Regions from separate parts of the Homo sapiens genome. Here region 1 is linked to region 2. The links are chromatin loops, found by intact Hi-C in ENCODE. Cell type or tissue: PC-3. All regions are shown on one strand. Links, peaks and the distances in the headings refer to the core of each region. The heading gives the core; the rest is flanking DNA.

Region 1 (8,759 bases), core at 2,899-6,898, 100 kb before region 2:
CCACAACCTAGACGTTATAGTTTTTAAGATTTCAACTGTCTTCCAGCCTCTGCCTCTCGGTCCCCTAACTTTGCCATGTGGCTCCATTAGCAGGAGTTCTATTAGCATGCTTGGCCTTCTTTTTCAAAAACTAGCTTTTGTGGGAAATTGGGTAATAGAAGATGGTCACATAACATTCCCTGTAGAAGCGATGGCTTTAAAGTATGGGAAGCCAAAATGTTTCCTATTAAGCAGCTCTTGCTCAAGCTAAGAAAGAAATTAGATCTCTACACCAACGACATGATTTCCCCAGACAAAATCAGCTGATGGTCTGAATACATTTGAAAGCATTTCCAAAGGACCCAGGAAAAGACCAGAAAGAGGTGATTTTGCAAAGAAGAGAAAATGTTGCAAGTACACTATTACAAAAACTGAAACATGTCTTTAAATTCAGCCACCACAGATGGCACACATTTCAGTAAGCATTTTTATTCATTCAGATTAAATGGTATATGTGAGTAAGAGTGCCAAAATAAGGGACATTAACAAAAAAAGGTGGGTAGGAAAAAGGAGAATACACTAAAAATGGTCAAGACTGTGGGAGCAGCTAATCGTGTTCATTGCAAAATCTTGGCGATGGAGCAAGCATTGTGGCAGCACTCAGCCAGCAACTGGAACACAGCTAGCAGGGCTATGAGTATATGAAATAGAAAATTGTGAAATATGTTCTAACAAAAATCATTTCATGAAGAATAAGACAAGACAGGTCCACATTGCAATCCAGTTCAAATCAACGAAGTAAAGCTTATCTAAACATTTCTGTGAAGTCATGCACAGGATAGTTTACTGGAAAGAGCTACACAGCTGCAACTCAGAAGCTGAAATTCTGGTGCATTCTGTACCCCATACTCACCAAGGGGATCATTTCACCTCTCTGAATGTCCATTCCTTCATCTGAAACCCGAGGGAGCCAACCAGATGGTTGGCCACGTTCCTTCTCTCATTAGCATGGGTTGACTAACATGCCACCAGCATATATTGCAGAAAAGAAAAACTGCAAATGTGGCATTTGCAGCAAAGCAGCTATGGCAAGCACTGGCTCATTCATAACCTTCCCTTGGCCTAATTGTAACATGGACAAGAGAAAATTACCTTGTTGAGTTGCCCACCAACTTTTGTCACTCCAGAGACAAAAGTTGTCTTCTGGAGTCGTTTGTTTCAGCAAGAGATTAAAGTGAATGCTCTCCGTTTGGTAAATGCACTTAAGAAGTCCGGAAATTGGGTGCTTGACCGCATTTCTGGTCTTCTGAGAAACTTTCAGAAGTGCTCAAGATTCAGGTGCCATTGTGTTTTCAGCTGCTGCTGTGTGATGCTGCTCTCAGGCGGTGCATGTAGGTCTGTGGAGGATTTTGTGAGTCCGCATACTGGCAGGATGATAAAAGAGCCAGCTCTCGGGCAGTCACCAGGAATTGCAGGCAGTAGAGCCCAGTGCTGAAGACCCAGATACAGAGGCCCGTGTCCACATCCCAGCTTGCCCACAGCCACTCAGGAACTCTGTGGCTGTGGGCAACTTACTTTTCTCGTCTGCTGTGTGCCTCACTTTCACCTTTTGACAACCATTTATAATTATAGTATCAATCTCAACTTGTTCTGAGGATAAAATTAGTACCTATTAACTGATTAGGAAAGTGCCTGATATATTAGCAAGTGTTAGCTATTATTATTAACCCAAAAAAGAATCAACATACATCAGAAAAATAGTATCATCAACCAAATACTTGTGCCTGTGCATGCGTATGTGTGTGCGTGTCCATATTAATTACATATACATAATAAATCTTGTTACGCTGCCAGGATCCTATTCAATTCAGATGAACAAGTGAGCATGTACATCTACAAGAAAGAATAACAGAGGTGGATGGGGATTAGAATTCATTCATTCTTCCATTTATGGAGCACCTGCTGGGTGCCAGGCATCCCTTGAACAGTTGAGTGATGTCCCATGCCTGCTGTAGACTTGGCGCTCATTCACTCACTCCCTCACTTAAGGTACATGTTTACTGACTACTTAGCAGGGGCCAGAAACTAAGCCAGGCCCTTAGAGGTTAATGGGAAGATGAGGATGGTGGGTTAAAAGCATAACTCGAATACTGTCGCGGTGTGGTAACTGTCACTGGAAAGACCAGACTGTGTACCAAGAGGGGCTTGAAGGAGAGGAGACCCACATTCCATTGAAGCAGAGGCAGAAGTACTTCCTGAAAGAGGGTATAATTTAATCAAAGTTTTTCTTTTTTATTAAAAAAAATGTTTGGTACAGGGTCTTGCTCTGTTGCCCAGGCTGGAGTGCAGTGGCATGATCATAGCTCACTGCAGCCTTGACCTCCTGAGCTCAAGCAATCCTCCTGCCTCAGCCTCCCAAGCAGCTAGCACTACAGGTGCATGCCAACACACCAGGCTAATTAAAAAACATTTTGTAGAGGCAGGATCTCACTATGTTGCTCAGGCTAGTCTCAAACTCCTGGCCTCAAGTGATCCTCCTACCTCAGCCTCCCAAGTGCTGGGATTATGACCAAAGTCTTAAAGATGTATGGGTATTCTACAGGCAGGAATCATGCCTCAAAAGAGTACCACATAAAGCCAGGCCTAGCAAAGCCAGTGTGGTTGGTGACCAAGGGAACCTTGGGGAGTGACAAGTCCTGGCAGAGAGCTTGATGGAAACCCAGGTTTTGCAAAGTCGGCATGGGAGAGCAGTGTGGAAATGTAGACCAGGCCCAGGCCTAGGGGACCTGGAGTAGCAAAACCAACCAGTACGTTATTCAGGCAGTACGTTATTCAAGCATTTAAAACACATTGTTTTAAATGCTTTTTTTCCCCCAAATGTCACACATTAAGAATTAGTGTAGGGAAATGGTTCAAAGCCTGGACTCTAGAGCTGGGTGGCCATGGGTAAGTCACGTGAAACCTTGATGCCTCAGTTTCTTCATCTGAGAAACAGCACAATAGTACTTTACATATGCTATATATGCTTCAGTTCCTCTACACAGTAAGAATAATAACAAATACTGCTCAAACACCACAGCATGCACACACCGTCTTGGGCGCATCACATATATTAAGATGTTTCATCCTTCTACCATTCCGTGGAGAGGGGAAAGGTGTCACGGGAACAGAGCCTGAGCTTAGGGATGCACTGGCACATGCTCTCCTGTGCTATTACAAAGGGTGTGTATTCATCCCACGAGAGAAAGCCAGCTGGAGACTAGAAGCAAGTGGAATTTGACTTGAACAGTTTAACCACAGTGGAAGCCGACGTGACTTTGGCCTTCAGGGAGTGTCTGTACTTGGGCTATGCTGCTCCAGAGTTCCTTTTGCTTCTGTTCCTGCTCCTGGCTGTCTGGGATGGTTCCCAGTGCAGGACTTGTGCTGCTCAATGACCCAGGCCACACAAGACTTTCCCCCTAATGCATAAGTAAAACACCACTTTCCTTTGTAAAAATGACCTCTCTGCAAGTCCCAGTGTGTCTCCTTCCTGGATCCCCTTTGCCTCACCTGTCCCAAGCCTCTCTTGCTTGCTACTGGACAGGCTTTGTCTTGGACGCCTTTCCCTCTTCTACCACCAGCAGCTAACTTGGGTCTTCCTGGGTTCCCAATGCTTTCCTGCTGCTGCAAGTAAGATGGACAGAACTTACAGATGGGCACCTCCCATCACTTAGGAACTCACACAAGCACAGAGGGCCAGGAACCTGTCTTTCCCAGGGGCTACCGGGGCAGGTGACACAACCCCATGATGTAGGGTAGTTGGCACACTGTCAGGTTAGTTCTGAGCCATGAGTGACAGGAGATGGGATGGAACCAGTAGATAAATACCTCCTCTCTACAATGTTTAGTGGCATGATGTCCCAAATCCCAGCCACAGTCTGTGCTGTCTTGGGGCACTGTAGTCAACCTGGTAGTGTACCTTGTCCTTATAAATGTACTTCCCCTATTTCTCTGTCTCCTCTTCTTTTCCTCCTACTCTTGCAGTTCTAGAATTGTACCTCCCAAGAAAGGCTTAGCACAGGAGATTTGATTCAGGCTCCGGTTTCTGGGAAACTCAGGCCCAGCCAATTTCTTTCGGAACCTGTCAAAGATTCAAAGTGCAGCAATAGTCCCAAAAATAGGTTTCCTGAAAACATGTCCCTCACGAAAAGTAGCAGAGAAAGATGACTCTCAGTCTTGCAGAGAAATTGTCCATTTTCTTATCTTTTGCAGTATTATGAAAACTGTTGCTGACACATAAGAACCTATATATTCCAGTGAAGTTGTTTAGGTTTTTTTTTGCCAGATCTTAATTCTGCTGTGCAAAGGCAGAGCTGAAAAGAAATGGGAGGTTGATTTGTAAAGCATTAGTGTGAGAAGGTCTTAGGGAGGTCTTTTCTAGTACTCTTTTGGAGTATGATATATATTGCTAAAGTAGCTGGAGAGTAGTCAGAAGTATAGCTATTTTGATGTGATAAAAGGAAAACATTTTGAACTGCAGACTAGGAAAGAAAACTTTCTTGTTACTGAAAAATATTTATCTTTACTACTGAATATCTGAAAAGCATTCTTTTTCAGTGTAAATTTAATCATTTAATGGTGAAACAATAAAGTCCTTCCTATTTAAGTAGGAAAATAAACAGGAAACTCATTATTATTTGACATCATTTTGAAGGTCTTAGCCATTGCAATGAGACAGGAAAAAAAAGAATTATCAGTATTACAAGGAAGTTATAATTCCATATGTTCATTTACTTATGTAGCAAAACTAAAGCTTATGCAAAAATAGAAGAATTCAGTAATGTAGCTGGACAAGATGTTAATATTTAAAAACAAAATTTTCCTGCATATGGGAATCATTTGTAATAGAATGGCTAAAAGCACACATTCTACATTTATTGCTGTGACTATCGGCAAATTGCTGAGACTCATTATGTTTCAGTTTCCTCCTCTGCACACTTGGGATTGTAGTCATGCTGCCCTCTGAAGGTTATGGTGAGGATATTATGAATGAGCATTGCTGCAGTTTGACTCACACAAGATCTACTTACAAGCTTATTCATCCAGTCTTTATTTACTCTGGGATTTGCAAGTATCAAATACTTTCAGACTTCCTTGATGGCAGGGGTGGCTAACTGACATCATTCTGGCCAAACGGGCATAATAAGAAGTTGCAGGTGCCCCTATTTTCCTTTTCTCCTGCCTTAAAAATGGACATGATGCTAGAACTATAGCACCCATTTGACCATGAGGGAAGCGTCAATATCAGCACCTGTTTACCTACTCCTGGGCTTCTTGAACATGAGAAACACAAACCTCGATTTGTTTAAGTCATTGTTAGATGAGTATTTTGTGAACAATATTTTCATTTGTGACTGAATAACATGTGAAGCATAACATAAATAACATATCTGGTGCCTAGGCAGTGTTTAATAAATGTTAGCTCTTAGTATTTTAGTTGAAAAATATTATATTTAAATATATTTAAAATATACTTGGGAAAAGTGTCTTATTCACAATAAGAAAAACTATCAAATAATTAATACTACATCTAACAAAAAGGTACAAGCTAGTCTACATAAAGAAAACTATTAAACATTGAATAATGACTAACAGAAGCCAAACAAGTAAAAAAATTGAATATATTTCTGATTAAGAGTATTATAAAGATGATGATTACCCCCAAATTAACCAATGAGTATAATCTCTCTTAATCAAAATTCTAATGGATATTTTGAGAAACTTAAAAAGTTGATTCTCAGGCCAGACACAGTGACTCATGCGTATAATAGAAGCACTTTGGGAGGCTGAGGCATGAGGATCACTGGAGACCAGGAGATTGAGACCAGTCTGCACAACACAGGCTCTCATGAGTGCTTCTAAACAATGGAACATAATATGCTTCCAGAACCTCAGCTTCATGAAGTCTAAGACATGTTTCTTCAGCTTTCAAGCCTCCCCAAGTAGATATCAGATTGCATGGGAGTAGAAAAAAATGGATGCTAAGTGTCTACTAACCAAGGGAAAATACATCATGTTGGAATCATTGGCTAGACCTTCATCTCATTCCAAGCATAAAAATATTCCCGTAATATTAAAGATTTAAGTGTTAAATTACACATAAAAGTACAAAACCAAAATATGGGAGAACAGGTCTACATGAAACCCAGAAGTTACAAAAGAAAAGATAAATATATTTAATTAACCGTGAAGCAGCTTTTGTTTGATAAAAGACACCTTAAAATTAAAAGACAAAAAATTTGAGAAAATAGTTCACATTTTTATTCTAGAAAAAGGTTTAACATTCTTAATATGTTAAGCACTCTTATAAATTTACAAGAAAATCAACATCCAATAGGAAAATAGTAAAAGGATACGAATAATTTTCGAAAAAAATCAAGTGCACCTAGACTTCACCACTATACAATTCATCCATGTACAACCAAAAATCGCTTGTACTCTTAAAGCTATCGCAATTAAAAAAAAAATTAAGAATAGGTGGCAGTTTAGATTTGGGCCATAGGCCTGTAGTTTGCCAAACACTTCTCTAAAGGGTTTCCTAGGGAATGTGGAGGTCAGCATGAACATGCCCAAGGACCATGGCAAGGCTGCCTGTAGGTGACATAACAGTATCCGTATGAGCCGTCTTCTATGATTCCAGGCACCCCTGTGCTTTCCCTGGTTTTCTTTTGCATTCCCCCAAAGTACCTAATAACTGAATTGTGTGTTTTCTCTTTCTTTCTCTCTCTCTCCACTGCCCCCACTAGGCATAGCAAGTATTTGCTATGTCAAGTAGTGGAAGCATCACCCTCCTTGGATATTCAGTCCTCTAAATGATCAGAACCCAGAGTTGTGAGAATTGTGATAAAAACGCTTGCTGCAACTGACTTATACAATAATACAATCATCAGGCCCCTGGAGCTGCTGGTCAGAAAACTCCAACATCTCTATGACCTTGCCTGCCTGCAGCAATTGCTAACTCAACAGGAAGTGTGCCTCACCTCTCTTTCACCATCAAATTTTATCTTAATTTGCATCCAGAATACCAGTTGCAAGAGAGACTAGTAAATGTGGAATTCAAATTCTATGGTACATAAAAGGCCACTCAAAGGAGGTTGAAATGGAACTTGAGTGCCATTTCATCATGGTCCTCATGAAGCCTGACCGAGTCCACCTGCCTCTAGAGGCTGGATGATGGCTCCGTTTGGCACTGAATCAGTTTTAGAGACATCTGCCTGCGCCTGAAACTGAGGAGTGTAGGAAGAAAGGTCTGCCTTGGTGAAGTGAGGACTATGATTTTGCCACATGGTCTTCATGACTACCATTCTATTCTGTGACAGTGGTCAACCAGGGTCCCTTACTGAGACTTTCAGTGAACAGTTTATTCCATGTGCCTACAGCTTATAATCTAATTAACATTTCATCTATGCATGCCAGGTACTATCAGAACTCTTCCCTTTAATACTAGCTGGATTTTTACTTCCTTCAGTTACATCTTGTACATCCCATAGTTCACTCAACTTGCTGAGAATCTGGGAGCAATTTTTTACAGCATTCAGGGTACTTTGTTGCAAGCAACACAGACCGATTTTGGCTAATATGAGCAGAACAGTAATTTACTAAACAAAAAAACCCAAAAAACTCCAGGCAACTCACAGAATCTGTGGCAAGTCAGGTTTGAAGGCTAAAAAGCCGGAAGCTATGCCCCAAATCAAACTGCAGAATTGATCTCCCGCAGGCACTGCTGTCTCTGCTGTAGGACAGAGAAACTGCATCTGCATGGCACACTCCTCCAATGCTGCTACCAGAAAGAAAGCTCCTGCAAACAGGATACAGCCACCTTCACAGGCACTGCCCCAGGGAAAGAGCCTGCATGATCTCCATTTCTTCACATTACCATTTTCTGATTAAGATTTGAAGGTGGGGCCGGGCGCGGTGGCTCACGCCTGTAATCCCAGCACTTTGGGAGGCCGAAGGCGGGCGGATCGCGAGGTCAGGTGATAGAGACCATCCCGGCTAACACGGTGAAACCTCGTCTCTACTAAAAATACAAAAAATTAGCCGGGCGTGGTGGCGGGCACCTTTAGTTTCAGCTACTCCGGAGGCTGAGGCAGGAGAATGGCGTGAATCCGGGTGGCGGAGCTTGCAGTGAGTCGAGATGGCGCCACTGCACTCCAGCCTGGGCGACAGAGCAAGACTCTGCCTCAACAACAACAACAACAACAACAACAACAACAACAACAACAACAAAGAGTTGAAGGTGGGGAGCTAAGGAGGAGTTAAGTATGTCTGATTGGCAGGACCTACGTCATATGCCAGGACCCTGGCTACCAAGAGTCTGGGAAAATTAATAGAAGATCTTCAACTTCTCTGATTGGAGACAGGCTCTATAACCCAAAATAGGAAGAGGTTCCTCTGCCAAGTAGCCATAAAGTGACAAATGTTCACTACATCCTTCATATATAGTCAGTTACAATTTCCTACTGACACTATCCCCTAAATCAGCAGTCCCCAACCTTTTTTGGCAGCAGGGACCGGTTTCGTGGAAGACAATTTTTCCACGTGCAAGGGTTTTGGGGGATGGTTTCAGGATAAAACTGTTCCGTGTCGAATCATCAGGAGTTACATTCTCATAAGGAGTGCGCAACCTAGATCCCTCGCATGCGCAGTTCCCAGTAGAGTTCACACTCCTATGAGAATCTAATGCTTCCGCTGCTCTGACAGGAGGCTGAGCTCAGGCAGTAATGCTTGCTCGCCCACCG
Region 2 (8,759 bases), core at 2,216-6,215:
GCATGTGCATGCAGTGTGTCCGTCTTCCGGTTTCTATTTATGAATCATACCTACTTCATCATCTCTGTGGGGAATAAATGAGATAAATAAAAAGTGCTTAGTGTGCAATATATTCTTAGTGAATATTAGTGCCTCTCCTTCCTTCCTTGATTTGAAGAAGGGAGTGGAGTCCTCATATGCTTTTCACATTTTATTTTAATAGACTTTATTTTGTAGCACAGTGTTAGGTTGAAGGAAAAATTGCACAGAAAAGTACAAAGAGTTCCTATATACCTCCTCTCCCACATCCACACTCCCTGTTATTAACATAGTGCCTTAGTGTGGTACATTTATTACAACTGATGAACCGATATTGATACATTATGGTTAAGTAAAGTCCACAGACTACATTAGCATTCACTCTTCCTGTTGTACATTCTACAGGTTTTGCCAAGTGCATAATGTCATGTATCCATCATTACAGTATCAGAAGGAATAGCTTCACTGCCCTAAAGACCCCCTGCACTCCGCCTAGTCATCCCTCCCTCCCCTTGAACCTCTGGCAACCTCTGACCTTTTAACTGTCTATAATTTTGCCATTTCCAGAATGTCATGTAGTTGGAATTATACCGAATGCAGCCTTTTTAGACTGGTTTCTTTTACTTAGCAATATGTATTTACAGTTCCTCCATGAATATTTGTGACTTGATAGCTCATTTCTCTTTATACCTGAGTAATAATCTATGAGTCCATTATATGGACTTATATGCATTTTTAATACCAATTATCTACTGTCATCTTAAGCACTGGAGTTGAGGTAGAATGCATAGCTTTAAGCACTATGGCTAGGGAAAATCTGACCTCTCCAAGAGGCAATATACATGTAGTTGTTAAAAACATTGCTTTTGCTGTTAAACATACCTGAGTGTAGCAATATTCAACATCCGAAAAGTATGTATTGAACATGGTGTATAACCAGTGTTGCGTCTGACACTCCCGGCCCTGCAGATAGAGTGGGAGCAACACAGACACAGTCCCTGTGTTGCTGTCCCGCTGGCCCTGCCTCCCACCCCACAGATGTTCTGTCTGTTTCACACCCGCCTGTACTTACTCTGCACCAGGAACTGTCTGACATGCCTCATAAATACTGACTCATTTAATCCTCAAAACGACCTTATGAGTCAGTCCCATTATTAGTGCCATTTTACAGATACGGAAACTGAGGCACAGAATATTAAGTTACTTGCTCTCCATTCCCCTACTACTAAGCAGCAGGGGTGGGATTCAGACTCAGGCAGTGTGGCTTTAGAGTCTCCTTCCTAACAATGGAACTATGCTGCCTTGAGCGGAAGGCCAACACGAGGGTGGAGAATTAGGTAGGCGATAGCAACACAGCGTGTTTGGCCCACGCTTCACCTGGTTGTCATTGCAGAGGGGCGAGGGGAGTGGTCAGGAAAAACTAGCTGGGCGAAGCAGCACTGTCGTGTGCTCTGAAATACATTAAAGCCTGATGGGCATTTCCTAAAGTGTGAATGAGACTCAATTCTTGACTTCTCCGTGCCTCGTGTCCCCCCGGTAATGAGAGCAGCCGCCTTACAGGTTGTGAGGTCTGAGTGAGAAATAAACGGTGCCATGGGAAGACAGCCACACTCGCTAGCTGTGATGAGGAGCGTAAGGACCAGGTCCTGACTTCCTGCAGGCTCTCACTTGGCCCTTGTCTGAGTCCTTGGGCTGGTGTCCACTGCTGGGGAAGAAGGCAGAGTAGGGGAAAGAAGGAAGCTCAGAAACAAGGTACAGGGGGCTGCCTGCAGACTACTTAAGAGCATCAGTTTGCTTCTTAAACTGATACACTGGCTCTGAAGTCAGTGCCAGAAGAGCTCCAGAATGGTTTCTAGTGGTGGTATCCTAAACACACACACTTCCAGGGGGCAGTTTTGATGCAGAACCCTCATTTGGACTTTTTCTTTTTTTTTTTTTTTTTTTTTTAAGCAAACCTCTCTTTGCTTTATACCAGATTGCATAGACAGCCTTTTAGAAATCACTCAGAAAATGTGTCTTCCTCCAGTCACTGTAGTTCACCATAATAATGTGAAATGTAGGACCTGTGGATTGACTTTATGAGTCCAGGACCTATGTTAGCACTGCATTCCTTTGAGTCTGGTCATCTTCAAGCCAAAGCCAGTAACAGTGCAGGCTTGCTCACCCACCTGAGCCTGCAGCTGGTCCTGAGCTTTCTCCCAACAATCCCCTCAGATCTGTGTCTGAAAATGCATCTGTAACAGTGATGGCATTCCCTCATCATATGACACTTTGTATTTTATTTGTATAAAATAAAGCCAGAGTTACTGTATTAGGCAGGGTTCTCCAAAGAACTAGAACCAATGGAGATATATAAATATATGTATGTGTGTATATATGTGAATTTATATCTGTGTGTGTATATATATATTATATTATATACAATACCTGATGTCACACCATTCAGAATTCAGTAAATGTGTTAACTTTTGTCACTCCTATAAAGTCAGGCATTGGGTCCTAAACATGTATTAGAACATGTCAATTACCTTTTTGTGTTATGCTCTGTATTAACAGCCTGAACCAAGGAGCGCTATAAAGGCTTTGCTTTCCCCTCATTAGTGGCTGACTTTGCACGTTATTTCTCATCTGGACATTGGATTCTGCAAGTCCTCCATTTATGGTAAGGAATGGTAGTTTCGTTTGTCTGGTTTAGGTAGATTTTATTGTTGTTTACTTTCAGATTTCATAAAAATATGTTACTTTCAGATTTCATAAAATATAAAAATTTCAGATTTCATAAAAGTATGTTAAAAATATACTAAAAAATATTTTTGGACATATGGGCAAAGGGGCAGACAAGGATACTTTAACATTAAAGACTTTCTTGGGCCTGATGTCTTAACCGTCCCAGAGGGATCTGTACTGACCCACCTCCACTCTCCCAAACAGTAATTATTCAGAAAATATAATCAATGCAGATTGTAAAGATTAAAAAACATGAATGATTTAAACTAAGTATTATTTCCCTTTGGAGGACACACATGCACACCTGCACAAGTGCATATGTGCACACACTTCATCCTATTTAACAGGAAAATTGTTGGAAGCCTACTTCTTTATGGAAGAGCTCCATTTTGTATTCCTTGTTACCTGTGGAGACAAACTTAATACATGATTTCTAAGATGGTATATTCAAGAGCCATTCTCTGTGACTTTTCAGGCTCAGATTTAATGGCTAGTGATGTAGTGAAAGCCTGGGGCAGCTCATGATGAGGACCCTCAGTTTCTCAGCATGAGGCTCTATCTCACTGGCCACTCCACTGTCAGTAATAACCACCATCGAAAATTGAAGTCCCCTAGCAAAACACGCCCATTGCTGTTACTTCATTTTGTCTCTGAGACAAAGGTCTTTAATTGGAGGACACCCTCAGAAGTGTTGGGCAGTCACCTGGCCTTGATGCCTTTATCATCATGGGGAAGCCTGCACTGACCACCTCCAATCTCCTGCTAACTCCACTCCAGCCTAACAAAGCAGAAGCCGAGAGAAGCCCTCTGCGCAGACACGCAGCATCTGGGGTGCCAACTTCACACTCTTTCTTGTCAAGGCCCTGGCACTATTCTTACTCTTCCTAAAGAAAGACTTAGTGTTTCAGAAGGATGTACAGCATGGGTTCAGCCCAAGAAACACAGTGAGTGGCCATTTAATCAAAAACTAATATAAATAGCTTAAAGAGTGAAAGGATTATTCCAATAAGGGCTGAGTCTATTTTTCTATAAGGAGTGAAGCCAGGGAGCTGAAGCAGCCCAGTTACTCACAACCACAGAAATGACCTATACTGAAGACACTCCACTGAGTCACTGTTTAACCACCTAGGCCCCTCGGCAGGAGGGGACTCTGCTGACAAGCCTTTGGGGTCAGTCCTGAGACAACACCTTGATATGTGGCCCAGTGGGTAGCAAAGAATTCTGAGGTGTTCAACATTCCCCAGTTGAAAATGCATTGAGGGGTAGAAGCACTATGGAAGGCCAGGGTCACAAAGTGTGAGTGCTGAAGGCCGACTTGTTTATGGTGTCTGAGTCTCACATTGCTGCTGTCCTATGTAAACAAATGTTAGCAGGGCCCCATGGAAGTGAGCAGGCTTACACGCCTTTGGGAGGGGCATGCACCAGCATGACTCTTCAGGAGGCCAGCTTGGCAGTGTGTCTTAGAAGCCCTTTGACACAGCGATTTACGTGGAAGAGTTTATGAGACACAAATTGCTGCATGATTTATACAATAGAGTTTGAAAAGATGTGAAACACAGGCATGATACAAATAAATTATGTACCTCTATCCAGTAAAACACTCTATAGTCCTAAAACATTACATGCTAGAAGAACATTTAAGGACAGAAAAAAAATTCACCATGTATAGTTAAGTAAAAAGTGTATGAAACAGTATCACCCTGATTCCATTTTAAATTATTTAAAATGCCAAATTAAAGTTTAAAAATTAAAATTAAAAAGTGTCTAGATACATGATTAACAAGATTTTAAACAAGTCCCTTGAGATTTCATTCCCTTACCCCCAGAACTTGTGAACAGGGTGAGGTATCACTCCATGATTATGTTATGCTATATAGCACAGTTGCTCTTAATACAGAAAGATTCTCCTCGTGGGCCTGACATAATCACATGAGACCCTTTAAAAGCAGAGAATCTTTCAGGCTGTTTGAGGAAAGGAAGCCAGAGAGATTTGAAGCATGAGAAGTGGTCAATGCACCGCTGTTGGTGTGAACCTGGAGGAAGCAGGTGAGGAGGGAATCAGACAACCTTAAAGAGCTGAGAGATGGGGAGCTGACAGTTCGCCAGGATACGAGGATCTCTGTCCTGCAGATGCAAGGACTTGAACTTGGTCAAGAACCCAGTGATATTGGAAGCAGATTCTTCCCCAGAGCCTCCATGGAAGAGCCTAGCCTGGCCAACGCCTCAATATCATCTTGGGAGACACTGCACAGAGAACCCAGTCAAGCCATGCAGAACTTCGGATCTACAGAACTGTGAGCTAATAAATCTGTATTGCTTAAAGCTACATATGTGTGGTAATTTGTTACACAGAAATGGGATACTAATGCAAAAAAAAAAAAGCACAGAAAAGACTAAAAGATGAGAATCTAAAACAATAATAGCAGCCAGTCTCAGTAATAGAATGCTTCCATTATTGTGGATCTTATGTGATGGGTATGGGCTCTCTTTGAATTCAGGAAAAAGACATATTTTAATAAGCAGAAAAATGCATAATTATATCTTTACAAAAGAAAAAGATAAAATAATGTGTATGGTATTCATTCAGAAAGGGTAGATTTAAAAGGAGAAAAAACTTCTTTCTCTAACTTACCAATTATATCCAGGGATTCTTTGTGTTAAAAGATTTTCTTAATTCAGGAAGTTCACTTAGGAAAAGTGAGACAGTTTATAAGTGTGTCACTTTATATATGGTCATTTCTTTGTCCCATACAGGCACTCAAAAATTATTTGCATAATCCTCCTAGGTGTACAACTCCAGTTACCTGGGAATCTCATCCCCATCCCCCACAGCAGCCGCAGCAAGACCGGCCCAAGGAGACTCTGAGCTCAGACACGCCTAGCCCTGCCCCCATCTGATGGTCCTTCTCTACCCACCCTGGTAGCAGAAAACAAAGGACATATAATCTTGGGATTTCTAGGGCCCTGCCCACTGCCAGTCCCTCTCCACACTACCACAGCTGATGCTTTCTGGCAAGTGCCACCTCCTGGCAGGAGGCCAACCAACGCAAAAATAGAGCATTAAACCACCAAATCTAAGGACCCTCACAGAGTCCATTGCACCCTCCGTCACCTCCACTGGAATAGGCACTAGTATATACGGCTGAGAGACCCATAAATGGTTCACATCACAGACAACCCCCAGAACCAGCTTGGAGCCAGGTAGACTCACTGGGTGGCTAGACCCAGAAGAGAGACAATAAACACTATAGTTTGGCTCACAAGAAGCCACATCCATAGGAAAAGTGGGAGAGTACTACATCAAGGGAACACCTTGTGGAACAAAAATATCTGAACAACAGCCTTCAGCCCTAGACCTTCCCTCTGGTAGAGCCTACCCAAATGAGAAAGAACTAGAAAACCAACCCTGGTAATACGACAAAACAAGGCTCATCAACAGCCTCGAAAAATCATGCTAGTTCACCAGCAATGGATCCAAACCAAGAAGAAATCCCTGAATTACCTGAAAAAGAATTCAGGGGGTTAGTTATTAACCCAATTAGGGAGGAACCAGAGAAACGTGAAGCCCAGTGTAAGGAAATCCAAAAAAATGATACAAGAAGCGATGGGAGAAATATTCAATGAAATAGACAGTTTAAAGGAAAAAAAATAAAATGTCAGGAAACTTTGGACACACTTTTAGAAATGCAAAATGCTCTAGAAAGTCTCAGCAATAGAATTAAACAAGTAGAAGAAAGAAATTCAGAGCTTGAAGAATTAACCCAATCCAACAAAGACAAAGAAAAAAGAATAAGAAAATATGAATAAAGCCTCCAAGAAGTCTGGGATGATGTTAAACAACAAAACCTAAGGATAATCAGGTTCATGAGGAAGAAGACAATTCTAAAATCTTGGAAAACATATTGTGGGGAATAATAAAGGAAAACTTCCCCAGCCTTGCTAGAGACCTAGACATGCAAATACAAGAAGCACAAAGAAAACGTGGGAAATTCGTTGCAAAAAGATCTTCACCTAGGCACATTGTCATCAGGTTTTCCAAAGTTAAGATGAAGGAAAGCATCTTAAGAGCTGTGAGACAGAAGCACCAGGTAACCTATAAAGGAAAACCTATCAGATTAACAGCAGATTTCTCAACAGAAATGCTAACAGCTAGAAGGGATTGGGGGCCTATCTTCAGTCTCCTCAAACAAAACAATTATCAGCCAAGAATTCTGTATCCGGTGAAACTAAGCATCATATATGAAGGAAAGATACAGTCATTTTCTTTCCTTCAACAAATGCTGAGAGAATTCACTATTACCAAGCCACCACTACAAGAACTGCTAAAAGAGCTCTAAATCTTGAAACAAACCCTGGAAACACATCAAAACAGAATCTCTTTAAAGTACAAATCACACAGGACCTATAAAACAAAAATGCAAGTTAAAAAAACAAAAACAAAAAACAAAAAATAAAGAGCATGATGAATGCAACAGTACCTCACGTTTCAATACTAACATTGAATGTAAATGGCCTAAATGTTCCTTTTAAAAGGTACAGAACTGCAGAATGGAAAAGAACTCACCAACCAACTACCTGCTGTCTTCAGGAGACTCACCTAACACATAAGGATTCGCATAAACTTAAAGTAAAGGGGTGGAAAAAGACATTTCATGCAAATGGACACCGAAAGCAAGCAGGGGTAGCTATTCTTATATCAGACAAAACAAGCTTTATAGCAACAGTGGTTAAAAGAGACAAAAAGGAGCATTATATAATGGTAAAAGGCCTTGTCCAACAGGAAAATATCACAATCCTAAGCATATATGCAGCTAACACAGGAGCTCCCAAATTTATAAAACCATTACTAATAGACCTAAGAAATGAGATAGCACACCATAATAGTGCAGGACTTCAATACTCCACTGACAGCACTAGACAGATTATCAAGACAGAAAGTCAACAAAGAAACAACGGATTTAAACTATACCTGGGAACAAATGGACTTAACAGATATATACAGAACATTTCATCCAACAACTGCAGAATACACATTCTATTCAAGAGCGCATGGAACTTTCTCCAAGATAGACCATGTGATAGGCCATAAAACGAGCCTCAATAAATTTAAGAAAATTGAAATTATATCAAGCACTCTCTCAGACCACAGTGGAATAAAACTGGAAATCAACTCCATAATGAACTTTCAAAACCACACAAACACATGGAAATTAAATAAACTGCTCCTGAATGAGCACCGGGTTAAAAACGAAATCAAGATGGAAACTAAAAAATTCTTTGAACTGAATGACAATAATGACACAATTTATCATAACCTCTGGGATACAGCTAAGGCGGTGCTAAGCGGAAAGCTCACAGCCCTAAATGCCTACATCGAAAAGTCTGAAAGAGCACAAACAATCTAAGGTCACCCCTCAAGGAACTAGAGAAACAAGAACAAACCAAACCCAAACCAGCAGAAAAAAGGAAATAACCAAGATCAGAGCAGAACTAAATGAAACTGAAACAAACAAAGAAAAATATATAAAAGATAAATGAAACCAAAAGCTGGTTCTTTGACAAGATAAATAAAATTGATACACCATCAGCAAAATTAACCAAGAAAAGAAGAGAGAAAATCCAGATAACCTCACTAAGAAACGAAACAGGAAATATTACAACTGACACCACTGAAATACAAAAGATCACTCAAGCCTACTATGAACACCTTTACACGCATAAAATAGAAAACCTAGAGAGGGATACATTCCTGGAGAAATACAACCCTCCTTGATTAAATCAGGAAGAATTAGATACCCTGAACAGACCAACAACAAACAGAGAGACTGAAACAGTAATTTTAAAATTCCCTGCACGTTCTGCACATGTATCCCAGAACTTAAAGTATAATTAAAAAAACAAAGCAACCTATTTTGCAAAGCTGTAGGATATACTATCAGTATATAAAAATCACTTGTGTTTCTATACAGTAGCAATGAGCAAACTGCAAATAAAATTAGAAAAGCAATTTCATT

What was found. Peaks named below come from ENCODE experiments on the same cell type or tissue, not always from the same donor. Only the 100,000 strongest peaks of a DNase experiment are listed, where the experiment ranks them.
Region 1: a loop joins it to region 2, with 4 times the contacts of the local background. A loop is called at or near these places in 1 of 110 quality-filtered maps.

Annotation. Positions count from the first base shown.
Region 1 is chr9:91,428,375-91,437,133 of GRCh38, forward strand. It overlaps a transcript of NFIL3 not described here. Among named protein-coding and RNA genes, the nearest start is that of NFIL3, 8.9 kb to the left of the region's middle. In PC-3, for the core only: a CTCF peak has its summit at 4,983 (motif pointing left); a DNase peak (open chromatin) is centred at 5,027; H3K4me3 peaks cover 233 bases; H3K27ac peaks cover 750 bases.
Region 2 is chr9:91,532,468-91,541,226 of GRCh38, forward strand. No RefSeq gene overlaps it. Among named protein-coding and RNA genes, the nearest start is that of MIR3910-1, 99 kb to the right of the region's middle. In PC-3, for the core only: no CTCF peak of the experiment used is centred there; DNase peaks (open chromatin) are centred at 3,874 and 4,144; H3K4me3 peaks cover 778 bases; H3K27ac peaks cover 2,221 bases.